2 separate regions of the Homo sapiens genome follow, and region 1 is linked to region 2. Evidence: chromatin loops called from intact Hi-C (ENCODE). Cell type or tissue: dorsolateral prefrontal cortex. All regions are shown on one strand. Each heading gives the region's core, and the rest is flanking DNA. Links, peaks and the distances in the headings are about the cores only. Region 1 has its middle 78 kb from the start of FAR2. Region 2 overlaps OVCH1 (ovochymase 1).

The links. Hi-C counts contacts between places; a loop is a spot of excess contacts. Peaks named below come from ENCODE experiments on the same cell type or tissue, not always from the same donor. Only the 100,000 strongest peaks of a DNase experiment are listed, where the experiment ranks them.
Region 1: a loop joins it to region 2, with 4 times the contacts of the local background. A loop is called at or near these places in 3 of 110 quality-filtered maps.

What each region holds. Positions count from the first base shown.
Region 1 is chr12:29,065,429-29,077,254 of GRCh38, forward strand. No RefSeq gene overlaps it. Among named protein-coding and RNA genes, the nearest start is that of FAR2, 78 kb to the right of the region's middle. In dorsolateral prefrontal cortex, for the core only: CTCF peaks have their summits at 8,420 and 8,626; no DNase peak of the experiment used is centred there.
Region 2 is chr12:29,447,656-29,464,990 of GRCh38, forward strand. It overlaps OVCH1 (ovochymase 1), which reads right to left. Exons shown (of 26, transcript NM_001353179.2): 18 at 16,852-17,047; 19 at 14,199-14,353; 20 at 7,594-7,750; 21 at 7,186-7,278; 22 at 3,690-3,914. All of the region lies in intron 1 of OVCH1-AS1 (OVCH1 antisense RNA 1), which reads left to right. Among named protein-coding and RNA genes, the nearest start is that of OVCH1, 41 kb to the right of the region's middle. In dorsolateral prefrontal cortex, for the core only: no CTCF peak of the experiment used is centred there; a DNase peak (open chromatin) is centred at 7,676; H3K4me3 peaks cover 550 bases; H3K27ac peaks cover 4,064 bases.

The sequences.
Region 1 (11,826 bases), core at 3,827-11,826, 380 kb before region 2:
TCCCAATTTAAGCCACCTGCATGTAAGCCATTTCTCAATAGGAAATTGCAGCAACTCAATAGAGACAGGACTATGATAACAGATTTTTCAGAAATGAAATCTGTTGCCTACCTGATAAAGACCTCTGCCTAAGTGGAATATATAAGCAGAGTATAAGGGAAATGTTGAATGGATGATGGAAGAAAAAAATATGATGATAAGCCTTGGTCTAATAACAGGATACAGTTCTAGAAACTGTAGTCATTATGCATATTTTGTGTTGATTGATTATTTTTCTCCCCTCTCCCTGATACTTTGTGTGAGAGGTTTGTGTGATGGGGGAGAATGCTACAATTTAAGTTCCAGTTGAAGTTAATGTGTGACTGACATCATTCCATCACTATCTGGTAGGGATTTTGTGTCTCCTTGGTGTTAGGAATGACAACATCTTCATCTTCTAAATAATGGGCAAGAATAGATGCTTTGTGGACAAAGCAATGGAATGTGCCAGTCTCTATCTATTTCCTCACTTAGATCCATTCTCCACTCTTTTCTTCCCCTCTCTGTATTAAGTAGGCTGCTCTTAATGAATTGCACTTTGAGAACTCCCTAATGGCTGACTTCCAGTTGGATTTGACAAGCAGATGGGCCAGCAGGGGATTGGAAGGCAGAAGAAGAAAAATGTTGGGACATTTCTTTCCTGACCTCTCTCTGCTTGGCACTATTATCTCTGGTGGCAGCTGTGTCCCTTCCAATCACAACTCCCACTGGGATCTGGTCACTCTATGTCCTCCTCTGTTCCCAAAGAAACAATTGCTTCTCATTGTTACTAGTCTAAGTGACAAATTGTGCCTTGTTTGTCCTCTTAAGCCTGCTTCCCCTTATACTATTGAAGTCTCTTCATTTGAGTTCTATGAATGAACTCTGGTTTTTGCCAAGACCCTGGCTGATTTACACACACACTTGTTTTCACACATGCGCATGTGCACACACACAGACACACACAGATGCCAAGACACAGAACACTCTCATTTCAATGAAGATGACTCATCTATGACTCATTCTATGAAGAATAATAGTAGTTAAATATGTCATAAGAACAAAAGAGGAAAAGACAATGAGGAACTAGGACAATTTACAATTTATTTTAATAAAAGCTGCTAGCCATTTTAAATCATGTTTAAATCAAATCTCCTATTCCATTAAAAAGTTTTATAGCGATAGCAAACATTTTATTATTTTGAGAGTCACATCTTTCTCTTTTCTAGGCCTCCTTTACAGAGAGAATAAAAATTATATAGTGGCTATAAAATAATAGAAGGTAGAAAATGTGAGATGTAAGTCCAATAAGCTACTGGATAATTCCAATTAGACTTTAAAACTATCCTTTTCCAATACTATTCTTCTCCTTCACCTTCTTTTCTCTAGGTAAATCCTTGCACGACACTTGTTTCTTTCACCATCTTTCCTGCCTGTCCATGTTCCTAGTGTACCCTTTCATTTATCTCTTTATATTGGGGTCCCATACTCCTAAATTACATAATTTATATACATTGCAGGACACATGGGCACAGTAGCTGGTATGACAAAATTGAAATGCCAGTTTATACTTAATTTTAAAATGCTTATTTCATGATATATTATGAAGGGAGCTAAGCATGCCTTAATATGACTTTGTTTATCCCTAAGACTAAATCACAAACGATTATGGTGTTTAACAAAGTTTGGTGATGGCACAGGTTCACAAGCCCACTCTTCATTTCATATTTATCCCCCACATCAATATATCCCTCTGGAAATCACAAGAAGAAACAGTCTTCTGAGGAAAGTCTGTTCATCATCATTCACATTAACTTCATCTGCAAAGAGGGTAGTAAAAGACATCTCCTTTTCTTGTTCTAATTCTAATACTCAATCAGCATCCATTTCATGTTTGAATGTCTACTTGTTTTTGAAAACTTGACTTCAATGTTTTGGGGTCCATGGTGGATATCTGCCATTTCTTTTATGGACACATGACATGGGCACCATTAAACTGGTAACTCTCATCCCTGACTCTGAACTGGGAGGTAGTAAGTAACTGAAAAGGATTCTCTCTGAAGCAGGAAGACAAAGTTCTTGGGCCAACAGTGCAGAGGTCTGGGTGGCAGCATCCAACAGTCAGTGCCAGCGGGATTGGCACTGCAAGCTAAAGTGTCCAGTGCTCAGAGGAAGTTACTGCAGCTTCCTCACTGAACCAGTCTGTGACAAGACTGTGAGTATTTTTCCAGGTCACACAGCCACCAAGCACATGGTTCTCTATTTCTCCTAGAAATTTATAAATTTACCCAGCATCCTCTTTTTAATTTCCTTTTTTTTCTTTTGGAACTCAAATCCAAACAGAAATTGATTTAATTGTACTCCTATGCTGTCTTGCTAGAAGACTATTTTCCTGCTTTATCTCATTATTTCTTCCATTGTTTCACCTTTTGATTCTTTCATTCTACCACCAGCAAGGATACCTACTGTAATGTGTTGGTATATGTACAGGGATATGTGGGTGTGTGTGTGTGTGTGTGTGTGTATTTCTTTGAAAACCTATGTCATCGTTTTGGGTATCATGTGATTTTTAAATTTACATAAGTGGTGCTAAGCTGCATATCATTCTATTTTTTTTCACTGAACACTCTGATAATAAGATCTATCTGTGTTTTTGTAGGTACTGTAATTCATTGCCTCTGCCACACAGTAATACATAATAATCGTTATCGTATTTAGTTTATCTCTTCTCCTAATGATGGCAAATTTGGTTGTTGCCTCCAGCTCCCTGCTGTAACAATGCCACAATAAACATCTTCAAGCATACCCCTTCATGGACATATATATTCATTTCTCTGGAGTCTATGTTATGAGGAGGATTACTAGATAGGACATATGCAAAATGTGTATATCCGTCTCTACTCTCATCAGGTATGCGTGGTTTCCTACTTCCCCGCACTCTTGCCAGCACTTGGCATCATCCTACTTTCTTATTTTTCATACTCTGACTGATGCGAAGTGCTGTTGTTTCCCTGATTACCAGTTGTTTATTTACTTGTTATATATGTATTTGTTAGCTATTTGAGTTTCTCCTTTCGTGACATATCCTGTGTCCATTTTTCTTTTTGTTTCACTACCTTTTACTTGTGAATTTATAAGGGTTCTTTCCAGACATTAATTCTATACCAACTTTAGACATTGTAATTATCTTCTCCAAATCCTACATCCATTTACTAATAAAATAACTTATTGTTCCACATGCATTTCCCATACACAGCTTCTATTGTTTACATCTAAGAACTTAAACTGAAACTGAGACCATAATGGTACCTTTTCTTTCTTGGTTATCAGAGAAAGTTATCTCCAAGAATCATTATTTTGATTGATGAATAACATAATGTTCATGAGGTCTTATGTAAAATATTATCTGCCTTTCCTTATATTTCTCACTAAAAAAATCCATATCTGCCCTCTAAATGTTCTACGCCTTCTGCAAATCTGTTTCAAAACAGCCACATTGTACAGAACTCTTATTTATCTAGCTTTTGGTAGCTCTGCATCCATTCTAAGCAACTGCAATTTATATGTATTATTTCCTTGTCTGTTATAATTGATTGAAGAAGAAAATAATCTACTAATTAATATCCACAGAAAGCATACTGTTGGACTAGTAGTTTAAGACTGTGTTATTTAAACCAAAACAACCATTGTTTTAAAGTGCAAGATTTTTTCCAAAGACAGTTATAGGGTACGCAATGGCTAATAACATCTCCTGGTAAAAGAGATATTCGGAATTGGGGATTCTGAATCATTGACCATCCACTTCCCATTGTCCCCAGAACCCAGCTAAATTCCTGAAGAATATGTGCACAGAAGATCCTCCAGAAAGAAGCATACTCTTTATTACCAGCTGATACTTTCTCTCCAACCTCTATGTAGTCTCATACCTGGTATATTAGTCTGGGTCCTCCAAAGAAACAGAACCATATGTATATATGTATCTATATACCGAGAGAAAGAGACAGAGTTTAAGGAATTGGTTCTCATAGTAATGGAGGCTGGCAAATCCAAAATATGCCAGGCAGGCCATCAGGCTGGAGACCCAGGGAAAAGTCAATGCTACCATTCAACTCCAAAGGTCTTCTGCTGGCAGAAATTCTTCTAGCTGGGGAGAGATCAGTCTTGTGTTCTATTCAGTCCTTCAACTGAATAGATGAGGCACATGTGGAATAGATCCACATTCTAAAAGACAATCTGCTCTGCTCTGATTTAAATGTTAATCCAACAATTAACATTAACTTTAATGATATAAATGTTACTCATCTAAAAACATCCTCACAGAAACATCCAGAATAATGTTTGACCAAACATATGGGCACTGTGGTCCAGCCAATTTGACAACTAAAATTAACCATCACTCTTGGCAAGCTGCCCTGGGCCTTCCTGCTTTAGTAGAGTTAGATACAGGTAGCACCCAAGGTCCACTGGCTTTTCAATGCCCAGGCAGCAAATACAGAGATCCAAAGTATCTTTTTATGAAAAGATCCTAATAGATATAAAAGCAGAGAGGTCAGAGAAAGATGGTTGAAACTGTTGCCTGTATCCAGTTCCACTTTAACCTTTATTCCTCACACTGTAATTTCTGCCTCTATTTCAGTGGTCCCACGTTGTATTCCATATCAGAACCCCATCTAGGGAGTGGAGTGAGACTGAGATAGATCGATGCTCCCCTGAGCTCTTCTGAGAGTTTACAGTGCACTTGACTCATAGGAACACATCAAAAGGCTTAGAAATAGGAACTTATAAAACAGTGACCATCCAGCCTGGGAGCTGACAGTAAGGAGGGGCAGTCTACAGATAATTTTAAAACCATAATAAAACTGATTAAAAGTTGGCCTGATTTTTATCATCACCATGTGCTGGCAGTTCTAAACAAGGTCAATAATATAATACTTTTGACCACCAAAACAGACCACAACCTACCTCTTGGCCACTGCTATGACAGAGGCTTTTAGGGCATCTATAAGCATCCTCTAACTGCAGCATTCTTATGCTAACCCCAACATATGCAGATGGGAAATTCTCTTCAATCACAGCATCACCTCCTGCCTGTGAAATGAATTTCATGGTGGGGAGGGCAGGGTTGGTGAAGGGGAGACTCTAAGTCACTCTGCTGGAGGCAAACGAAAACTCCAGAAAAAAACAATAATAATTCACAGTGTGAAATTAACTTTGATTAATTTACCAAAACATTTACATGGGTGCATTCAATATGAATGTTTTATTTAATGTATATATGAATTGTAGTTTGTATCAGGTATGAATCTTCATCTACAAAATAAAGTGTTCATTTACATAACAAAAAATATTTTACACCTACTGGACATTATTCTGTTCTGGAGACTTGAATTATAACAGTAAACAATATAGAGAAATGTGAAATGCAGACATTCCTACTTCCTTAACTATTGAACCTTTTAAATCAAATATATACAGTCCTATCTTGTGGTGATATCAATTTTCAGGGACAGAGCAATGTAAACCTATACTCAGGAAGGAAATATTTTTCTTTATTGCCTAATAACTACTTAGTTTTCCTTCCTGGAAACATCAAGATCCATTGCCCTGCAGAGCAGGGGTTAGTTCTATTCCCCACCTGGGACCTACCAGAAAAACAGAGGAACTACATTACCTTTCAACAGCTGCTTCTTGGGTAAGCACAAGAGAGACTCCAGTTTCACTGTTCTTATAAGGACTCATTATTTTATCTCCAATCTTCCAATGATGGTTGCTGGATAGGGAGAGAAAACAGTTGCCAGTGAAGAAAGGCAGTGATTAATTTCTCCAGTTCACATATAAATACACACAATTTGCACTGTGAGAAAACTGGAAGAACAAAGAATGTTTCTGGTGTAATGGGCATGTGTCTTAGTCATGGTAATTAAGACTTAGTATTACAAAGCCATTTGTCATTTAAAAGGCTCATTCTTGATCATTTTATTTGCTAATGTATTCTCATTATGAGACATGGAGGATGGAATGCTGCCTTAACTCAGCAGTTATCTTTGGTTATTGATTTTTTTCTGTAAAAATCAGAAAGACTTTCTTTTAGCTTGATTCAATTAAGACACCAAATAATATGGTTTTGAATTGCTTCAAAGGAAAAAAGCAGATGTAAAATCAGTGAATCATGTGAGCCATTGATATCAATTAGCTAAACCATGCCGAGGTGATCCCTGTTAGCAGTTAAGTTCTTCCTTTCCCCAGGACTACAATGCTCTGCAGAAAGGTGCCCTTAGGTTTAAAAGTGACACTGGTTGACATACTCAGAAAGCCTTCTGTTCAAATTCTACCTCTTGAAGAGCCTTTCCAATTGTGAGATCATTTGGACAATTTTGGACCATGCAGGATTCAAACATGAATGTCATATTAAGCTCAAGAATATATTTATGATTCCATACTTTCACCTACCTTGGAGTGATTTCTGTTGCACTCACTGAAATATCAGAGTAAGCTCAATATCAGATATTGATATAATATCAATACATAATATCAATATCAAGCTAAATATCAAAGTTAACTAACCACCATTAATCACCCAAAGCATAGATCAAATGCAAACCCATTATAGAAAAAAGAGAATGAGGAACAGTGTGTGTCCTTTTGGTCAGGAGTGTGCTAACACAGGAATAGATAGGATCCTAAAATGCAACAATCAATGGCAAGTGGTCTTTTTAATTTAGTGGGCAACCAGAGGTGACATGATTTGATGCCTTTCTGTCAGATGAAAAGAGCAAGAGTTTCTCTATGTTTTTTCATTTAAAAAATATTATGTCATAGATTTGAGGCTTACCTGTATTCAGCAAGAAGTAGAGGAGAAATTCCATGTGTATGTTAAAAATATAGCTGCAAAATTCTGCAATAAATATCTCTTCTATCATCCTTTTCAGGTCAAATATTATGATCCTTTGTGACAGCAAGATTTCAGGAAAGAGAATAAAATGTCAGAGAATGTAAATCTTTTATGATGACTGTGATGGTTAATTTTATGTGTCAACTTCAGTGGGCCATAGGATGCCTGGATATTTAGTTAAACACTATTCTGGGTGTATCTGTGAAGGTGTTTGCATGAGATTAATCGGTAGACTGAGTATAGCAGAGTATACTCCCTAATGAGGGAAGACCTTATCCCATCAACTGAAGGCCTGCATAGAAGAAAAGGCTGACCCGCCCCCAATAAGAGAGCATTCTTTCTGCCTGACTGCCTTAAACTGGGATGTAAGCTTTTTCCTGCTTTCAGAGTTGAACTGAAAAATCAGCTCTTCCTGGGTGTCTAGCCTGCCAGCCTTAACACTGAAATTGTATCATTAGCTCTCCTAGGTCTCCAGCTTCCTGAGTCACCCTGCAGACCTTGGGACTTAGCCTCCATAATTTCATGAGCTGCTCCTCATAATAAATTCCTTACATATATGCACACACATCCTATTGGTTCTGTTCTCTGAAGAACCCTGACTAATACAATGCTTGAGGGGATTTTTCTCAAGCATGAATAACTTTTGTTTCTCTTTCCTTCTTTTCTTCCTTTCTCCAAGCAGAATACAGATATTTACAGTTATCCCAAATACATTCATTGAATAGGTGACTGGATTTCTGATGACTACTTTATTTTTTATTACATTTCTGTATGCACTTGGGCATATCTGGGTTTTCTGTTCTAGCTCGTTAACCTGCCTACTCTCATGCCCATACCAATCTCTCTCCTTTTTAGTAATTTTTTAAAATTATAGTACCACTCTCTTTTAATTATTGGGATTTCATGAGTTTTAACATATGGTGTGTCCCCTACCCTTAACCTTTATTGCTATTTTTTGTCAGCTTTCTACTGGATGTTCTTTTGGAAAAAAAAATTCATTTTTAAATTGAGGTAAAATTTATGTATAGTGAATTACATAGCTCTTAAATGTAGTTCAATGAGTCTTGCCAATTTTCCATGCCCATTTCTACATACAATGTTGTATTTTGTTTTATTTGTTCTGTTTTGAGAAGTGATGTATTTATGATGTTAAATATTCCTATACAAGTATAAGGTACATTGTTTTCCATGCGATCAAGTGTTTTTTCTGTGTTATTGTATGGAAGGTCACCAGCTGAGCATCCGTACTGTGTGAGGACACAAAATAAACTCTATTAAGTTAAGCACCTTAAGTTTGGAGGTTGTTTGTTACAGCAGTTAGCCCATACCAACCAATACAACTAGATTTAACACCAGGCTTGGTTTGTACTTTGCTGTTTTATCATGGTTGTGTTATATTTGTTGACAAGTTCCTGGTATAGTGAGTGCTCTTAATATTCAAATGTACAATTTGTTAGTGTAAGTGAATTACTACAAAGCGCCACTAGGTGTCCTCTAGCAATAATTTTCCCTGGCCTGCTGAAAGACTGACTGAAGCTTTATTTTTTCCCTTGGCTGTACTGCTGAATTGGTCCCCAGGACTCCACCCTCCTGCCATCACTGCTAACATACCAGAAAAATGAGAACCTTTTGTTGTTTTTAAGAACGTAGTTAAGTATATCATTCTTCTTAAGAACAAAAGTGTAGACTTTATCATGTTATAAAGAACCCACTATCAGAGACACATTTGTGATTTTTCTGAAAGTTGCTCAAGAACAGATTTGGAAGAGACAATTTATACTGTATACCTCTCCCATTTCTCTCCTATCTATTCTTTAGCATTCTAACACAGCAGAAAAATGGTCAAACAACATCAAGGCCAGCCAGTCCTGGAGGAGAGCAGTAATTGCGATAATTATTATGTTGGTGCAAAAGTAATCGCGGTTTCTGCCATTAAAAGTAATGGCACCAACCTAATACAAAGAGGTGGCATCTTAGAAAAGGCAGTGGGCAGGCCGGGCATGGTGGCTCATGCCTGTAATCCCAGCACTTTGGGAGGCCAAGGAGGGCGGATCACCTGAGGTCGGGAGTTCAAGACCAGCCCGACCAACATGGTGAAACCCCATCTCTACTAAAAATACAAAATTAGCCGGCTGTGGTGGCGCATGCCTGTAATCCCAGCTACTCGGGAGGCTGAGGCAGGAGAATCGCTTGAACCCGGGAGGTGGAGGTTGTGGTGAGCCGAGATCAGGCCATTGCACTCCAGCCTGGGTGACAAGAGCGAAACTCTGTCTCAACAAAAAACAAAGCAAAACAAAACAAACAAACAAAAAAAACAGAAATGGCAGTGGGCACTGAGAGAGAGGGATGAGCTTGAAAGGTATAGAAGAGATAAAATATACAAGACGTGACAACCATTAGGTGTTGTAAGTATGAAAGAGAAAGAAGTCCGGAAAATCTCCAGCATTCCCGGATCAAGGCAACAGGGGCATGGTGGTTCTTCTGACTGAGATAAGAAAAACTGAAGAAGGAAAAGGCTTGTGGTACAAGGCAGAAAGGAATATGTTTACATTTTTTAACATGTTAGTTTTGATGTGTCTGGGGGACATCCAAGTGAACATCTCAAATTGACTGAAAGAATTCTGAAGATTTTTGGTTAAAGAAAGGGAAGTAGAAGATGTTTTACTCTTCTCCACTCCCTCAAACTCCACCAAAAGCAAACAAAAAAAGTAGAGGAAAAATAATCTATCTTCAGTGAGACCTGGAACAGGACACAACCACAAGCCACAAACTAGGAGGCATATCTGCCAAGCACTGGGAAGTCTAGACGAAGATGAGAGAAGAGAGACTCCTAAGAGCTAGACCAAGACAACTAGTTTCCCAAGAAGTTTATGTCACCAGTAGCCTAAAAATTCCTTTGATTAGAGTGTTGAGCTCTTTGGGTATAAAGAGGCTTTGAGAATGGTGAGAGGGGGGTGTCCTTAGGGAGACCCAGGATAATGACTCGGAATGCAGGAAAAATGCAGTAGAAAGTCAAATCATGCTGTGAGAAGTAGGGGAAGAGTAGGTGAGGAGTGTGTGTGTGTGTGTGTGTGTGTGTGAGAGAGAGAGAGAGAGAGAGAGAGAAAGAAGAGATTCACAATGTGGTGTTCTAGCTAAGGGAGACCTCTGGAGGTGAAGTGGGGTGAAAGAGGGAGGGGAAACGGTTATAGTCAAACTGCAACACAGAGCTGATGATTTAAATACTTTGCTGTCATCCTCAACCATTCCTAACTACAATATGTATGTATGTATGTATGTATGTACATGTGTATGTATGTATTAGCATGTTTCTGGCATCCATTTGAGGATGAGTAATAACTATAAAAAAAAAAAACCAGCCAGGCACTGTGGCTCATGCCTGTAATCCCAGCACTTTGGGAGCCCAAGGCAGGCGGCTCACTTGAGATCAAGAGTTCAAGACCAGCCTGGCTAACATGGTGAAGCCCCGTCTCCACTAACAATACAAAAAAATTAGCTGAGTGTGGCAGCGCGTGCCTGTAATCCCAGCTACATGGGTAGCTGAGGCAGGAGAATCACTTGAACCTGGGAGGCAGAGGTTGCAGTGAGCCGAGATTGTGCCACTGCACTCCAGCCTAGGTGATAGAATGAGACTCCGTCTCAAAAAAAAAAGAAGGAAAGAAAGAAAGAAAGAAAAGAAAGAAAGAAAGAAAGAAAGAAAGAAAGAAAGAAAGAAAGAAAGAAAGAAAGAAAGAAAGAGGGAAAGAAAGAAAGAAAAAGAAAGAAACCAGCATGGGACTAATACATAAAAGCTGTGCCGAAAAAAAGGAAAACAAAACATATATGCAAAAGGCAGATAAAAAAACATACTTCACCCAAAGGAAAGAGAGGAATTACCCAGAATATAGATAAAGAGTAGTTCTCTGCATGATAAGGAAATCTTGTGATCTCAATTTAGAAGAGACAACATGAATGGGATAAAATTTGTCATAGATAATTGCTGTTCTGGGCTGCTGCTTCTCTTAGTAATAGTAACAGAATTTATTGTCTGCCCTCACACAACCAAATCCTTTCAAAGAAAATTATTCTACCTTAATATCTATGGGTCATGTTTCATTCATAGTGATTAGTTCAGGGATGGACTTGTGACCTGAATTGATCAATGCATAAGGAAGCTGTTATTTCTGTGCAACATTTAGATTAGAAAAAAAAATTTACTCTTTTATTTCCATGTGAATGAGAAATTTGGGAAGCTGCTGATAACAATTTTACTACCATCAGGGGAACTTCTGCCCAAAACAGAACCAACACCAAAGGAGCTCATTCAAAAAGGAGAGAGAGAGAGAAAAAAAAAAAAAGTCCTGAACTCATAGTTTTCACCCTGGCTAAACTCATTCCCTATTCTCTTCAAGATCCAATCAATTTTCCATTATTATTTAAGCCACTTGAGTAAGGTTATTTGCTGCCATTTTCAGAAATGTTCCTAACTAAAATACAAGAGACCAAGAAAAGATACTTCATAGTATAGTATTGATTGTATTCTTCTTTTGTGTCAAGCACAATACTAAGCACTTCATGTGAAGTATTTTATTTAAACATGCACACGTATGTTTATTGCAGCACTGTTCACAATAGCAAAGACTTGGAACCAACCCCAATGACCATCAGTGATAGACTGGAAAAAGAAAACGCAGCATACATACACAATGAAATACTATGTAGCCATAAAAAGGATGCATTCATGTCCTTTGCAGGGACATGGATGAAGCTGGAAACCATCATTCTCAGCAAACTAACACAAGAACAGAAAACCAAATACCACATGTTCTCACTCATAAGTGGGAGTTGATCAATGAGAACACATGGACACAGGGAGGGGAACATCACACACTGGGGCCTGTCAGGGTGTTGGGGAGCTAGGGGAGGGGAGGGATAAC
Region 2 (17,335 bases), core at 3,742-11,741:
CCAATGTAACAGACAATGACTGTGGGAAGGAATGGATGATGCTGCTTTCATTTTAGTCAGGTAAATGAAGATGGTTTCATAGAGAGATCAAAGCTACTAATGAAATGAAAGCCAATGTAATAGACAATGACTGTGGGAAGGAATGGATGATGCTGCTTTAGACTGAGAGGCCCTCTTTCAGGAGGTGACTATTCTCTTGTTCATTTATTTGTGAAGTGCCTTCTATGTGTTGGGCACTGTTCTAGGCACTGAGGCTTCTTGATACAAACAGGCAAAAATTCCAGCTCTCATGAAACTCATACTCAATAGGGAAGCCACAGATAAGCCATAATCATGAAAAAATCATAATGTGTTAGATTCTAATCTTTTAACCCTGGACTTCAAACTTTTTGGCACCTGGCTTCGTGGGAGACAATTTTTCCACAAACAGTGGGAGGGATGGTTTTGGGATGAAAACTGTTCCATCTCAGATCATCAGGCACTAGATTATCATAAGGAGCAGGCATCCTAGATCCTTGGCATGTGCAATTCACATTCCTATGAGAATCTAATGCTGCCACTGATCTAACAAGAGGCAGAGCTCAGGTGGTAATGCTTGCCAGTTGTTCACCTCCTGCTGTGTGGCCTAGTTCCTAACAGGCCATGAGTTGGTAGTGGTCTGCGGCCCGGGGGTTGGGGACCCATGTGTTAGAAGATAATAAGTGCTCTAAGAAAAGGGAACTGAGAAGTCTGGAGGCAGGGGCGTGATACAACTTACATCAGTCAAGGTTGGTCTCATTAAGAAGGTGACATTCCATCAAGAATTGAAGGACATGAGGCACAAGGATGAGAAGGAGCTCTTCAAAGTGCTGGGAATAGACAATGGCCCCGAGGTAAGAATGAGAGGTATTGGGAACCCATGAGCTGATGGAGAGGCAGTCTTCCAGGGAGTGTGAATTTTATTCTAGCTGCAAGAAGCCCTGGAGCAGTTGTAATCAAAGGGGATGGAGGAGGTGATCTGATTCTAGGGGGAAAATGTGCCAAGCAGTTAGGCTAATTAATTGTGTCACTGTAGTCTAAATTAGGTTGTAATCATAAAGAAAGATTCTTTAAGCAAACATTTTTGCTTTCTAACCCAGTGATTTAATCTCTCAGAGTTTATCCTAAGAAAACAACCCCACCCTCAGAGCAGTTTCTCTGACCTCTATGCACTTCAGAATCAAGCATAAATATATACCACACACATGGACAATGACATACACAAATTTATTTTCTTTCCAGATTTCCCCATTAACCAAATTATTTCAATCACCTCCCACATCCCTCCTTACTGCAAGCCAAAAAGCTTTCATTACACCTGTGCAAACAGGAGGAAGCAAGTTTGTTCTGTTGAACAAAAAGAGGTTTCTCTGTACATGAAATTAAAAATGAGGGCTGGCATGTTTTCACCAAATCTTTTCAATCCTGCCACTTTAAAAGCCTTTAATGTATTTTGCTTTATTTTTTCATTCACCTTCCTCCCCTGCTCTATTTTTAACCATCTTCTGACTTGCTCTTTTACAATATATATTCTTCCAGCATTCTGGCATGGTTCCACTATGTTTGAAGAAGTTGAGCCCTCTTGCCTTTTTCCCCCCTCCCTACACACACACACACACACACACACACACACACACACACACACACTCAACCTTAAGTATATTCGCTTTCTCAATTCAAAGTACTTGAAAATGTTAAGGATTTTTTTTTTCTAATTCTGTGAAGAAAGCCGATGGTAGCTTGATGGGGATAGCATTGAATCTATAAATTACTTTGGGCAGTATGGCCATTTTCACAATATTGTTGCTTTCTATCCATGACCATGGAATGTTTTTCCACTTGTTTGTGTCCTCTCTCATTTCCTTGAGCAGTGGTTTGTAGTTCTCCTTGAAGAGGTCCTTCACATCCCTTGTAACTTGTATTCCTAGGTATTTTATTATCTTTATAGCAATTGTGAATGGGAGTTCACTCATGATTTGGCTGTTATATTGGTGTATAGAAATGCTTTTGAAAAATAAGCCTGTATAGCCAAGACAATCCTAAGCAAAAGGAACAAAGCTGGAGGCATCACACTACCTGATTTCAAACTATACTGCAAGGCTACAGTAACCAAAACAGCATGGTACTGGTACCAAAACAGATATATAGACCAATGGAAGAGAACAGAGGCCTCAGAAATAATGCCACACATCTACAACCATCTGATCTTTGACAAACCTGACAAAAACAAGCAATGAGGAAAGGATTCCCTATTTAATAAATGGTGCTGGGAAAACTGGCTAGCCATATGCAGAAAACTGAAACTGGACCCCTTCCTCCTTACATCTTATACAAAAATTAACGCAAGATGGATTAAAGACTTAAACGTAAGACCTAAAACCCTAAAAACCCTAGAAGAAAACCTAGGCAATACCATTCAGAACATAGGCATGGGCAAAGACTTCATGACTGAAACACCAAAAGCAATGGCAACAAAAGTCAAAATTGACAAATAGGATCTAATTAAACTAAAGAGCTTCCGTACAGCAAAAGAAACTCATCAGAGTGAACAGGCAACCTACAGAATGGGAGAAAATTTTTGCAATCTACCCATCTGACAAAGGGCTAATATCCAGAATCTACAAGGAACTTAAACAAATTCACAAGAAAAAAATAAATAATCCCATCAAAAAGTGGGCAAAGGATATGAACAGACATTTCTCAAAAGAAGACATTTATGTGGCCAACAAACATTTGAAAAAAAGCTCAACATCGCTAGTCATTAGAGAAATGCAAATTAAAACCACAATAAGATACCATCTCACTCCAGTTAGAATGGCGATTATTAAAAAGTCAGGAAACAACAGATGCTGGAGAGGATGTGGAAAAATAGAAATGCTTTTACACTGTTGGTAGGAGTGTAAATTCGTTCAACCATTGTAGAATACAGTGTCGCGATTCCTCAAGGATCTAGAACCAGAAATACCTTTTGACCCAGCGATCCCATTCCTGGGTATATACCCAAAGGATTATAAATCATTCTGCTATAAAGACACATGCACATGTATGTTTATTGCAGCACTCTTCACAATAGCAAACACTTGGAATCAACCCAAATGCCCATCAATGATAGACTGGTTAAAGAAAATGTGGCACATATACACCATGTTATACTATACAGCCATAAAAAAGGATAAGTTTATGTCCTTTACAGGGACATGGATGAAGCCGGAAACCATAATTCTCAGCAAGCTAACACAAGAACAGAAAACCAAACACCGCATGTTCTCACTCATAAGTGGGAGTTGAACAACGAGAACACATGGACACAGGGAGGGGAACATCACACACTGGGGCCTGTTGGGGGGTGGGGGGCTAGGGGAGGGATAGCACTAGGAGAAGTAACTAATGTAGATGACAGGCTTATAGTTGCAGCAAACCACCACGGCACGTGTATACCTTTGTAACAAACCTGCATGTTCTGCACATGTAACCCAGAACTTAAAGTATAATCATAATAATAATAATAATAATAAAGAAAATGTTAAGTGTGTTTACAAGGGAAAAAGCATTCCTATTACATGGATCAACATTTTGGTAACATTATTACCAAGTCAGACTCATTCCTGATCATAAGCTGCCTACATGGACCAAGACTCCTAGCACGAAGTTTATATGCCAGGAAGGATTACCTGCCGTCTTTCTCTTACTGTGTCTTTCTTCATAAATAATTAGAACTGAGTCTTGACACACAGGAGACCCCAGGAGTGACAGATACTCAATGGTAAATTTTGCCATACTGCTTGCTGAAACTCTGAGCACCCAAGAACATTCCAGTCTTCCTCTATAATCCAGTAGATACCGTGGTGTGGGAAAAAAGCCTCTAGGCTTTTCTAGCTCTGCTTCAGAGCAACAACCTGCAATTCAGAACACACAGACACCAGGGACCAACATAAATAAAGCAAAGAAAAACCAGATTCTATCACAAGACTGAAAAATCTAGGCTTGCAAGGAGAAAATTAAGACTTTGTTACTGTCAGTTACAAATTATTCTGTTAGAAAACCATTCTATTTAATGTGTCTTATTTTCTTGAAATGATATTATAGAGGTAGAATTTAAATCACAATTATTTTGAATCAGTTTTAAATGAATTTTTAAAGTTTCTTAGAAAATAGACAGTAGGTTGCATTCTCTATACCCAGCAGATTTTCATTTTCTTCCTCCTTTGAGATGCAGCTGAAGACCTGTTCCTCAAAGCTTCACTAAATTAGCTGAACTTGCTGGGACAAATGATTACATTCATTTGAGCTTGTGACTGAGGTCATGAAAAAGATAACTTGCTGGATATACTGAGATGTCTCACTTCTTCAGCTTGCTAAGTCCAAGGGCACCTTTGGACCTTTGGGATACCTCCTGCAGTTTGGGTGCCAGTTTTTCCATGGCCCGCTGACTCAGCAATCAGCTTCTCTTATGTCCTCATCAGGGCTTCGTCCTTAACTCTCTCTTCTTCCTTTATGTCTATTCCTTTGACAAAAACTTTCTAAGCAATTAAAAAATGAAATATTCTATATTCATATTTTAATGTATGTGTTAGTGAATACATAATTATGCATGCTCTGCCCTAGAGAAATTAATACTGTACCTGAGGAGGAGGTACGTAAACATGCTTTTATTCACAGTAGAGGTGAAAAGTAGAATAAGGGAAATGAAGTGCTACAAAAACTTAGGATTCTATTCTATTGTTTGGTTCTCTGTCATTTCTTTGTTAGTCCTCTTTTTTTATCTGTACAGCTACAAGAACCAATCAGATATTTAACATTTTGATTTAATAGTAAACTAAATGATTTTTCAGTCTATAATCTTCCCTCGCCTTGCCCTACCATCTGGGAATGGTGTATAAAACAAAAAAAATCAAATTGTTTTCCTGCTGAAAGCAACTGAAGTAGTTCAGCTTGCAAGATCTTTCAGAGTCTGGCCTCAGCCTGTCTTTCTAATCTTTTTAGTTTTTCTCCCTCTCTATATGAATCCTCTGTGAAAAATCTGACCAGAAATCACATACAGCCATGAATTACCAACAAGTCAAGACTTTTTATAAATGGGAGTAACAATTGAAAGAAACCATTGCTAAGATTCATTAATTCCCTAGTGTAAAAAGTTAGTAGCGGGAGTGGGTGGGTGTTAAATATGGCATGGTCCTAACATTTTGTCTCCGAAAATAATCATAGAATAAAAACAAAGCAACACCTTTCCGTATATAAAACTTTCAAAGTTTTTGGCGTGCATAACCATTTCTGAACATATTTAAAAGAGAAACATTTTCTTTACATTTTAACAATGTTCATTTTCTAATGGTCTGAATAAGGTCATTCAAAAAATACATTAGATGGCACTGTCACCACCATTTATGGACCCTTATCTCAGGTCAGACCCTTCCTGTTATAAATGCCTTACATGGATTAACCTATTTAGGCACTCACTGAATTCATTCATTTAACTCAGTCCATTGAAATCAATAGTTTATAGGATCTTGGACCCAAGTCTGCTCTCTGTCTCAATCCCAAGTCCAGATTTACTTTTAACCTAACTCTATGTATCCCCAGCTTTGACTCTTTGACTCATGTTGCCAGACAAATGGTCCTGGGTCCACTCCTTATTCCTGGAAGATTTTAGCGGTCATTTTCTCCAACACTTTTCCTGTCATAATTCTTTCTGAATTCAATCACTATATACATGATGATTCCAGCACTGAAGTTTCCCAGCTCCTCAATTTTCCTCCAGTGATCTTGTATTCCACCTGACCTCAGCCACTTATCCTTATGGTCAGCCCCTAGACACTTGATCAGTAGCAATAACTCCAAGCCTTCTGTAATCTCGGTTTCAGGAACCATTTTCTCCAACCACAACCTTCCATCTTTTCAGCCTCCCTTAATACTCCTTCCACCTTTTGGGACTCATAATTTATCTATCCTACCTTATTTTTGTCCCAAACAAATCTCTCATCCTTATTTCACTCCTTACCCATCCTAAATTCCAATGATCCATCATTTTAACCACTTTTTCACATACACTCTGAATTCCCTTATACCCTTCACATACTTGGGGATACTCCACTTTGATTAAGTCTACCCTCTACCTACTCTGCATCTACCTCAGTGCATCCAGAGGAAAACATACAACTAAGCTAACTGGGGGCATTTTGCTCTCTCAATTTATGATCATTCATCTCAGGGGGCCTTTATGCTACCCAGCAATCCTACTATATCTTTCTAGTTCACTATGTCATTTTCTCGAGAAATATGTCATCCTTTTTTCTCTTAAAAATCAAACTTTCTTGAACAACCGCTTCTTTTTGTTCATCTGCTAAGAAAAAGAAGCCATCAGAAGAGAAATTCCACAGGCTCCGATCTCCATCTATTCCCAAACACCTCATACCTGCACCGGTGCCTCAAGATCCTGCCTTCCATCAGTTAACTATAGATGATATGTACTTTGCTCCTAAGACCATCGCCTCCTTTTGGGTACTAGATCTCATCTTCTTTCTTCTACTCAAAGTCATCACTCTTGCAATTCTACCTTCTATATCTTACATTTTCTTTAAACTCTTACTAGTTGTTTACTGGGGTTGAATGTATTGGGGAAGATGTGGGCAACAAAAGAAAGACTGACCATTTGGAAACCAAGAGTGATAATAAAATAGAACTTCCATCTTCCTACAAGTCTATTAGAGATTTCAAATCCTCCATTGCTGTTAGTTTTGACTAAAAATCAAAATCCTCTTTTATCAAACAGAGAGTGGCAACTGTGGAAGAATGAAGAGAAATACTAATGCTGGCGCTAGTCTTGGTCATCTCATACCCAGGGTCTTTACCTAGGCAAGATACTTGCATATAGAAGGACTTTTATTCAGATTCAGAGCTTAAAATAATTCTATGTAATTCTCCAATATTCAAGCACTGGTTCACAACCACAAGATTTTTTTAAAAATCTGCAACAGGTCTAGCTTTGGGGTAGGAATGATCTCCAACAATCTTAATAACAACTCTCCCCACTTTCAGCTAAAACTACCAACCAGAAGGAAAACACAGAGGTTATAGTGTTCCATAGAAAATTTAGCAAAGCTAGACAGACAATGCTTCTTGCCAAATTCTGGCTGAAAGTATTAATGGGATAATGTAAACATTTATTACCTGGCCAAGATGCACTGTCTGGTGAAGGTGTGGGTGGTGGCAATTGTTGTTTTAAGGTTTTGCATTTATTATTTGTCTGAAGTGAAGCAGGACCTGTATTTGGGGAGAACATGTTAAAAATAAAGATGAAAGCCTGAGAACAAAATATAGTGGGCACTAAAGCAGCCACTATCAAAAGAAACAAAAAAGAAACAAATCCAGGATTAAAGCAGCCTAAGGAAAAGTCAGTTTAACTCTACACATGGGAGAACTTATTTTGCAGAATCTTGCATTTTAGTGTGTTTAGTAACTAAATGAAATTCTACTCTATGGTTTTCTCTTTCATGCTAATTTATACCACACTCACTGTTCCCAAACCCACTCTAAAGAAAGAGGTTATTGTTTTAATAACATTTGAAAACAATTTACCATTGATTTTTGATTGGATCCAGTCCAAGAAGATCATCACTCTGGCAAATACACCCGGCTTCCATGGCTGGACACAGCCAGCTCCCCAGCTGACAATGCCATAGAGGACAAAGGGACCATTTTCATGTCTACATACTAGTGGCCCACCAGAGTCTCCCTGAAACACCAAGAAAACATGTTTTAGAAAACTGCTTTAATCTGAAGCTCCTGCTTTCAGTTTTTAGAACAAGAATGACCAATAATGTATTTGTAATGTGTTTAATTCCTTAAAGATTTGTTTTGTCAATTTCCATCTTTACATACTATCTATTCACTGTTTTGCAAAAGGAAACAAAATTTATGAACAATCAGATGGTAATTTGATTCCAGGGTGAAGATAAAGCTTAGTTCACATAAAAAGAAAACAATTACATTACTAAATCTTCCCAGCCCCATCGGAGGGAGATAGTCTTTAAATTATATCAATTAGTAAAACTGTAATATTTAAGATTTCAAGCATCTTTTTAAAACAAAAATTTAATCAGAAAACTGCACAGTGGCTCAGATGGATCCATCACAAGAAATGTGCTGCCTGTTTTTTTCTTTTTTTAAATTTTTTTAAGGAAATCGGGTTAGGGTCATTGGGTGGTAACCTCTATATGTAGTGTTTTCCCTATCACTGGTCACTCTTGACACAATCTAATCAGATCAAAGAGTAGAGTTATGACATACACAGAGAAATTAGGGTGTTGGTGGTGAGGTGAAGAAAAGTTAAAGGCTGACTTAAATCTATTAAAATGTATTCATTCTAATTCTAGTATTCCAATTTTATTTTGGCTTACCTGCAGATACCAAAGTTGCACAATTTCAAAGACTTTAAGGGCCAAACTAATTTAACTTACTAGGATATTAGATGTGAAAAGTTACAATTAGAGAAATAAGTGACCTGTCCCATTTCACACACATAGGTAGTAGCAGCAGTAAAATCTGAGTCCATGTCACCTGCCAAAGTTCAGTGCTCTTTCCCTTCCACCAAACTGATAAATGTTCATTAATGGACCTACCTTAAACTGCTCTAGTATCTGGCTTACATAATTATTGAATTCAAGGAAAGACACATGGAAATTTAACTTATAGTTAATTTTTTGTACTCTCTTAGATATGGCTAATTTGGTCATGATGAAACACATTTCAAAAGGCAAAAATACTACCCACAAGCACTAAGAAGCTCTCGTAGATGGAAGCGTCTCTCTTGAATATTTCTCTCAATATTTGCATTGTTTAAATTGACAAATTATAAGCAGAAAGAGATTTTGAAGAAAACAAACAGTGGTATTGTTATTAAGGGAACCAAAATATGTACATCACACACATTTATCTATTAATTAGCACTAACATCTTCTACATGTCTCTTGAGGTTCAATGTGAAAATCAATGGCAGCACCAAATACATGCCCTTGTTTATGTCTGTATTTACAACATGTGCCCCATTTGAGGGTAAGCACTGCATCTGATTCAACTTTGTACCCTAGGAAACCTACCACAATATCCAGCACTAACACATGCTAAATAAATGTTTGCCTAATTTACGGTGAAATTTTATAAACCAGTTGTATCAAACCAAGCCTTAATACATAGGATTTTCATCGTTTTAGGTTAGGCTTTCCAATTTTTAATCAGGTCTTTTGCAGGAAGTGGATGAACACAAATGTATTTAGGACCAAACTAAGTCCTTTATTTGTCTTCTTGTAAGATAAATTGTGTACATATTTGATAGCACATAAATTGCTGGTACATATTTGAAATATCTACTTTATATAAAGAATTTAACAGAAGAAACCTTAAGTAGGGAAAAAAGAGATACAGTTGCTAGTCTGTAATGTAGAACAATTAACCTTTCCTCTGGGCCTAATTTTTTCACATAACAATTATACTTAAAACCCTCTTCCAGTTGTTTCCAGTTGGACAATGGTCTGATGTATCCAGTCAAGTGTTTTATTTTAAATCATTGATTTTTTTCAGTACCAATGCATAGCCAATACATCATTTTTCAGGCAATTACAAACATTCCATGATACAGGGAACCTGTTCAATTTATCTCTTTTTGCCAGTGCCTATCATATGGTCCAGTCCATAGTAAATATTCAGCAAACAAATGAATTTTTTTTTTTTTTTTTTTTTTTTTTTTTTTGGTGAGACAGAGTCTTGCTCTGTCTCCCAGGCTGGAGTGCAGTGGTGTGATCTCGGCTCACTGCAAGCCCCGCCTCCTGGTTTCAAGCGATTTTCCTGCCTTAGCCTCCCGAGTAGCTGGGACTACAGACGCGCACCGTCAAGCCCGGCTAATTTTTTGTATTTTTAGTAGAGACAGGGTTTCACCATGTTGGCCAGGATGGTCTCGATCTGCTGACCTCATGATCCGCCTGCCTTGGCCTCCCAAAGTGCTGGGATTACAGGTGTGAGCCACTGCACCTGGCCACAAATGAATATTTTTTATTAAAAAATTATTCAATGCCTACTGTGAGCCAGACATACCGAGTAAGACAGAGTATAAACAAATAAGATGCTAATAGTAGCTATAAAGGAAATACTCAGAGTGAATAGTAAAGAATAAAGGTAGTTATATGTTTGCTTACATGTGCATGTATGTGTATACAGTTTCAATAACATTTGAGCTGATGCATAAAGGATGAGAAGGAGCCAGCTTTCCAAAAACCTGGAGGAACAACATTTTATGCAAAAGATATATCTGGGCTTAGGCTCTAAGGCAAGATATGGTCAGTTGGAAGGCTAGAAGGCAAATCAATGTGGCTGAGGACATATATTATTCTGTGAAGATAGAGATCTATGACTTTGTAGATGAAAAGAAGTTAGAAAAAATACCAATGACATTTTTCACAGAAATAGAAAAATAATCATAAAATGTATATGGAACCACAAAAGACTCAGAACAGCCAAGCAATCCTGAGCAAAAAGAACAGAATTGGAATGATCACATTACCTGACTTCGAATTATATTACAAAGCTATAGTAACCAAAACAGCACAGTACTGGCATAAAAACAGACTCATAGAACAATGGAACAGAATAGAAAACCCAGAAAAAAAATCCATACATCTACATTGAACTCATTTTTGACAAAGGTGCAAAAAAAAAAATACATTGGGGAAAGGACAGTCACTTTGATAAATGGTGCTGGGAAAATTGGATGTCCTTAATACAGAAGAATGAAAGTAGTTCCCTATTCCTCACCATTTGCAAAAGTCAAATCAAAATGGATTAAAGACTCAAATCTAAGACCTCAAACTATAAAATTAATAAAAAACAACATTGAGGAAACTTTCCAGGATTCTGGACTGGACAAAGATTTCTTTAGTAATACCCCACAAGCTCAGGTAACCAAAGCAAAAATGGACACATAAGATCATATCATGTTAAAAATCTTCTGCACTGCAAAGGAAACAAAGCCAAGAGACAACTCACAGAATGGGAAAAATTTCTGCAAACTACCCATCTGATGTGAGATTAATAACCAGAATATTTAAGGAGCTCAAATAACTCTATAGAAAAAATCTAATAATCTGATTTTAAAAATGGACAAAAGATCTGAATAGATATTTCTCAAAAGAAGACATACAAATGGCAAACAGGTATATGAAAAGGTGCTCAACATCATTGATCAGAGAAATGCAAATCAAAACTACAATGAGATATCATCTCACCCTAGTTAAAATGGCTTTTATCCAAAAGACAGGCAATAACAAATGCTTATAGGGAGGTGGAGAAAAAGGGAACCCATGTACATTATTGATGAGAATATCAATTAGTACAACCACTATACAGAATAGTGTGGACATTCCTCAAAAAAATAATACAAATACCATTGATCTAGCAATCCCACTCCTAGGTATACATCCAAAAGAAAGGAAATCAAGATATTGAAAAGTTATCTGCACTCCCATGTCTATTGCAACACTATTCACAATGACCAAGATTTGGAAGCAGCCTAAGTATCCATCAACAGATGAATGGATAAAGAAAATGTGGTTCATATACACAATGGAGTACTACTCAGCCATACAAAAGACTGAGATCCTACCATTTGCAACAATGTGTATGGAGCTGGAGGTCATTATGTGAAGTTAAATAAGCCAGGCACAGAAAGACAAACTTCACCTGTTCTCATTTATTTGTAGGAGCTAAAAATCAAAACAACATAACTCATGGGGATAGAGTATAGAAGGATGATTACCAGAGGCTGGGAAGTGTAGTGGGTGAGTATAGGGGAAGTGGGAATAATTAATGGGTACAAAAAAATAGAATGAAAAAAATAGTATTTGATAGCACAACAGGGTAACTACAGTCAATAATAATTTAATTCTGCATTTAAAAATCACTAAAACGATATGATTGGATTGTTTGTAACACAAATTATAAATGCTTGAAGTGATGTGTATACCCAATTTACCCTGATGTGATTATTCCTTGTATCCCTGTATCAAAATCTCATGTCCCCCATAAATATATATGCCTACTATATACCCACAAAATTAAAAATTAAAAAAGAACTTAGAATAAAAAATCTGAAAGCCAGTTAGCAAAGAATAACAGGATACTACGTTGCGTATCTGAAAACCCCATGTCTCTGCATTCCAATATTATTATTCCCACCTTCCTGGATGAGAAAGCACATTATCAGGTCTATTACCTCTAAGTATACACAGGAGAATAAAAATCAATTACCTGATAGAAGTATTAGAGACTATTTTATCAAAGCAAGTTTCTAAAGTCACCCTTCTAGTAACTCAGTGTTCTTTGTAATAGAAAGCTAGCCATATTTATTAAAATCTCAACTTCCAGTTTTCCTCCCATATATGGGCAGTACATTTGGTCATGCTGCAGCCAAAGTGACAGTTGTATATAACTGAAAAGATAAGTGCCAACTGAGATCATGATATTTAGGTCACCTGTGACATGGATCTTTCTAAGACCCTCTCTAGTTCTTTTCTTTCCGCACAAAATAAGCTCACCTTGTAATGTTAGATGCTGTCAAATATGTAAAAGACAACATAATTAGTTGTGATTTTCTTGTTGAAGAAAGAAAAGCCATCCCTCAAATCCTACAATAGACTGAGGGGAAGAATGAACACATTAATTCAGAGTACTTTTGTGATTTTTATCAGATAACATTTATGTACTCTAGCAGACAGCAGGAGTGCACTTTCCGTATTCCTCACATCTTCCAGCCCATGTCCTGGCTCTGTGCCTGGGGTCTTCCCCACTCTCCACTACACCCAGGAGGCAACCCTAAAGTATCGGAAATGCTGAGGGATTAACAGCCATTTCCCACAGCAGCCCTCAAACTATGGCTCAAGGGAAAGTAGTACATAAATATCCCAGCTCCCTCGCTCCTCAGATGGATAAATTCACCACGTGTATTTAGCATCACTGCCCTGAGTTTCCTGCAGGATTAAGCATTAGGCCCTCACTATGGCAGATGGCTTAATAATGCATCCTAGATTGGCTGCCTTCCCTTCCCTGTACCATCTCCTCCCTTTCCTACTGGTGATATCTATGATTCCTAAAACAGACCATTGTACCAGAATCCTTATCTCAGGGTCTGCTTCTGGGGAATGCAAATAAAGATATGCAAAATTCAAACAGAATTTAAGCAAGGCTTGACATTATAAAAGGAAGGCGTTAATGACAATAAACTTATATTCAGTGTTAAAGGGGACTTCATTGCCTCTCTCATATTTTCACATGGAAGGACGTCCACCTAGATTAATGCCCAGTTGTGTCTCCCTCATGGAGGTGAAATCTATTGCTGCATGTTTCTTGACTGAGTGGTGGGGAAAACTATCAAAGAGCTGCAGAAACAAGATTCATTCTTTCTTTCCTCTCTACACCAGACCAGCAGGAGTGATAAGTCTGGAGAATTTGGGCTCCCCTATGGACCCAAACTTTCCCTTACTTGGGTAGCCCCACATCCAAACCAGGGATTGGAGGTAGGCACACGGAGTGTTAGGAAGTCTTAGGTTGTATGTATATCTAAAGTCACATTCTTCCATTGACTTTGTGAAGGTTAAAGCTGGCATTCTACAATCTGTTTATTCATATTCTGTCTTTTTCTTGGTTAATTATGATCTTGCCAATATCAAGCTTGTACAATAGACATCTTTGTGATTATTTTAACTTGTGGAAAATTAAGTGAGAGTACAGAGATTAATGATAATTTAAAACAATAAAACTTTTAAGTCATAAGTAGGACACATAAGTTTAGAACCTTTCTTTGTTATTCCTTTTCCCAAAGCCTTATTTGTACCTGAACACATCTTCCCTTGCTCAGGCCTGCTTAGAAGCTCTGCCATTTCCTGCCTTCTCACCAGCTCCTCTATGAACCCACCGGCCTTTGTCGCTGTACAGCTGCTTCCGGCCACTCTCTGACATCTCAGCAAATTCGGATTAATTAACTTATTACTTCTGTTGCCCCACTGGTCTTCATGCAGGGATATGATATTGAAGCACGTGACAAGTTGGTGATTTCAGCAATGGTTTCTCCTGTCTATAGAAACTCTTCAGCAGATGGCAATTTTCCACCTTCCTGTATAAAACCAGAATCCTCTCACCTGGCAGAAATCTTTCTCTCCAGATGCTGCAAAGCCAGCACAGATCATCTTCTCTGTGATCCCTCCTGGATGGGCAGAATAGTAAGTGTGTTCACAGACCTCTCTTTCTAACACATGCACTTGAATCTGCTGTAGGCGACTTGCTAGGCCACCATCTAATGAAGAAACATTCAGAGAGAGCTCGATGATGAAGTAAGCAGAAAGTGTTGTTAGAAATGTATTTAAGTTCAGATGTAGCTCTGTACCAACATAGCTGAAGTCATTCAGTTTGGCCTGAGCTGATGTAGAATTCTGAATTTAAAAAATACAAGTGTTTCATGTAACATGTCTTCATTTCCCAATTTGGCATTTTTGTAAAGAGAGGCCACTGGCAGGAGAATAAAACCAGAAACACTTTTTTTCTAGCTTATTTTCAATTTAAATGTTAGTGTATCAAATATTTCTGCATAAGAATTCAGGAAGAAAAATTCAGCATGATATGAATTGGTGTCACATATAACTTATACAATTATAAATATATATGGTTATATATTTATATACATAAATATATAATTGCTTACAAATAATATGCTTATATGATTTCCTAATATAAACAAAAATCATAATCCTGTTCTTCATCTACTGTCATTGAAGCCTAATCGCATCTCCAATTAAAGATAACACTGAATAATTTATTTTCATATTTGATCCTTAGGCAGGCCTGTGTTAACATGTATTTTGCATGACTCATCCTATCATTTTAGATTTATGACCAATTTTTTTAAGTTTAATATTTTATAGCCCTATACCTTTTGGGGCAATATTAATAACAAGTACTTTACATTTATATAGTATCTTAATATTTGTAAAGAGTTTTATTCCAACCTAATAATACAACAACATTTTTCATATGTGAGATCAGGTTAATCACACTGATCTCACATATGAAAAAGCCAGACCTCTGAAAATTTGATCTCACAGCTCTTACGGGACAGAACTAGGATCAAGCCTAAGTTCAACTCTAAATCTTGCATTCTTCTTAATATACTAAAACTCCTCTTCTTGGGGACCATCTCCCTTAGTGTTACTGACCATATCCCAGAAATCAAGATTCATTTCCTCTCCTAGCTGGAAAGAATGAATTCGTCTTTTATAAGACTACCTCTCAGTTGCCTGGTAGTCATGGAATTGGTAAAAGTCAAAGGTATTAGAGAGCAGGCACATTTATTCAAGGGCTTTGAAGCTGGTAAGCCAAGAAATATTTACTGAATGCCATGTATGCTTCTAGCCTTGGGGAGAGAGGAGTCAAGACAGATCTGCCTCCAAGAGGTTCTCAGTCTAGTGGGTTAGATGTAGAAGATGACTGCATAAAATCATGCCAACTACATTAACATGCAGTGAGAGGATAAAACCAGGTAGTGCGGAATGTGATGGGAGGCCCGTCCTGCTGCAGCAATGTGGGCCACGAAAGGAAGTGATATTTTGGTTGAAAATGCAATAATGAGCAGGCAGCTGTGACAAGATTGTAATAAGAGTGTTCCAAGTAGGAGGACACAAAATGGGGAACTTCAGAAAGCAGAGCAAGCTTGGTGTTTAAGAGAAAGAAGAAAGGCCACGGTATCTGAAGGTTAACCACAAGAAAAATAGAGGGAAATTATGTGGAAGAGGTTAAGTGGGGAGGCCCAATCACACAGAGCTTTCCAAGCTAGGCTAAGAAGTTCAGATTTGATTGTATGTGTAATGAGAAGCCATTAAGATTATAAGCTGAGCCACACTGATCTTAAATCCTCAATTTGATATTTATTAGTTATGGGATCTCAGCAAGTTACTTAAATCTTTGGGTTACAACCTCTCCATTTGTAAAATGGGGATGATAAAAGCTCCTCATGTGTTGGGTGTGAAGATTTTTACGAAAGTGCAATTTGGCTTCAGGTAGCACAGTAAGCTGTCAATATCAACACTGTAAGCAGTCAAATATAAATTCCCTCCTCCTTCAAGCTCACAGATTCCAAATAAATGACATATAGAAAGGAAATATACAAAGAAAATGATCTTGTATGGTATAAGAAGCACAAAACAAATATCAACCCATTCAGATCTTTCACTGTTTTACTAAGCCTTTAAGAGTTCTATACCATAGCCAGGGGTGAGCACATGACAGCCAGTGGATAAATTCTGTGCCACCCCCAAACACGGGCACAAGCCATTAAATAAGAATGGTTTGTACATTTTTAGGTGGTTGAAGAAAATCCAAAGAATGATATTTCATGACACGTGCACATTAAATGAAATTTAAATTTTATAAATTAAGTTCTGTTGGAACCCATTCTGTTACATAATGCCAATGGCTGCTTTATGCTATAACAGTAGACTTAAATAGTTGTGATAGAGACCAGATGACCTGCAAAGCCTAAAAGGATTATTATCTGGCCCATTACAGTAAAGGTTTGTTGACTGCTCATCTAGCCTACTTATAATCTAAGTTACCCTGAAGGAAAAGTTTTAAATAGCTCATTCTCTATTTACTTGCTGATCTGTTACAGCTAAATAAAACATGGTTTCTATCTTTTAGAAAGAAGAGGGGCTGAAGCGGATGCTGCTTGATATCATTTACATGACCTATTTTCAAAAATAACAACTGGCATTAATGTTTATGCAACAAAAATATGCTTACCTGCACTGATGCTTCCCCATCCGGTCACAGCACAGATCTCCGAGGAAAATAGAGGCTCTGCGCTGTGTGGGAGACATACTGGCCTCACCACCGAGTTGTACTCCAGAGGAGAGCTTAGTTGTATTAGGGCAATGTCAGAGTCATAACTTAGTGTGTTAAAGTCTTCATGCACTATTATGTGTTTGGCCCTTCTCACCTGTATCGGTGGCAAGTAAGCAAATTACAACGTAAGAAAGTCAAAGAATCCAGCAACTTCCTTGTTGATGGTCCAAAATAATCCTAAATTTCTGCACTTACATACATAAACAATGCAGAAGACTTTCTATTAAATTTAAAAGAGCAATATTGGTTTACAATTTGCAGGGGGCTATGAACCACCTTCTGGATAAAGGTGGTGCTGGAGAAATAAAGCTTTGAAAACCTGTGTCCATGGGCCTAAATTTGCAATTCTGACCTACTTCCTGCAATTCTCAAGTGAAAATGT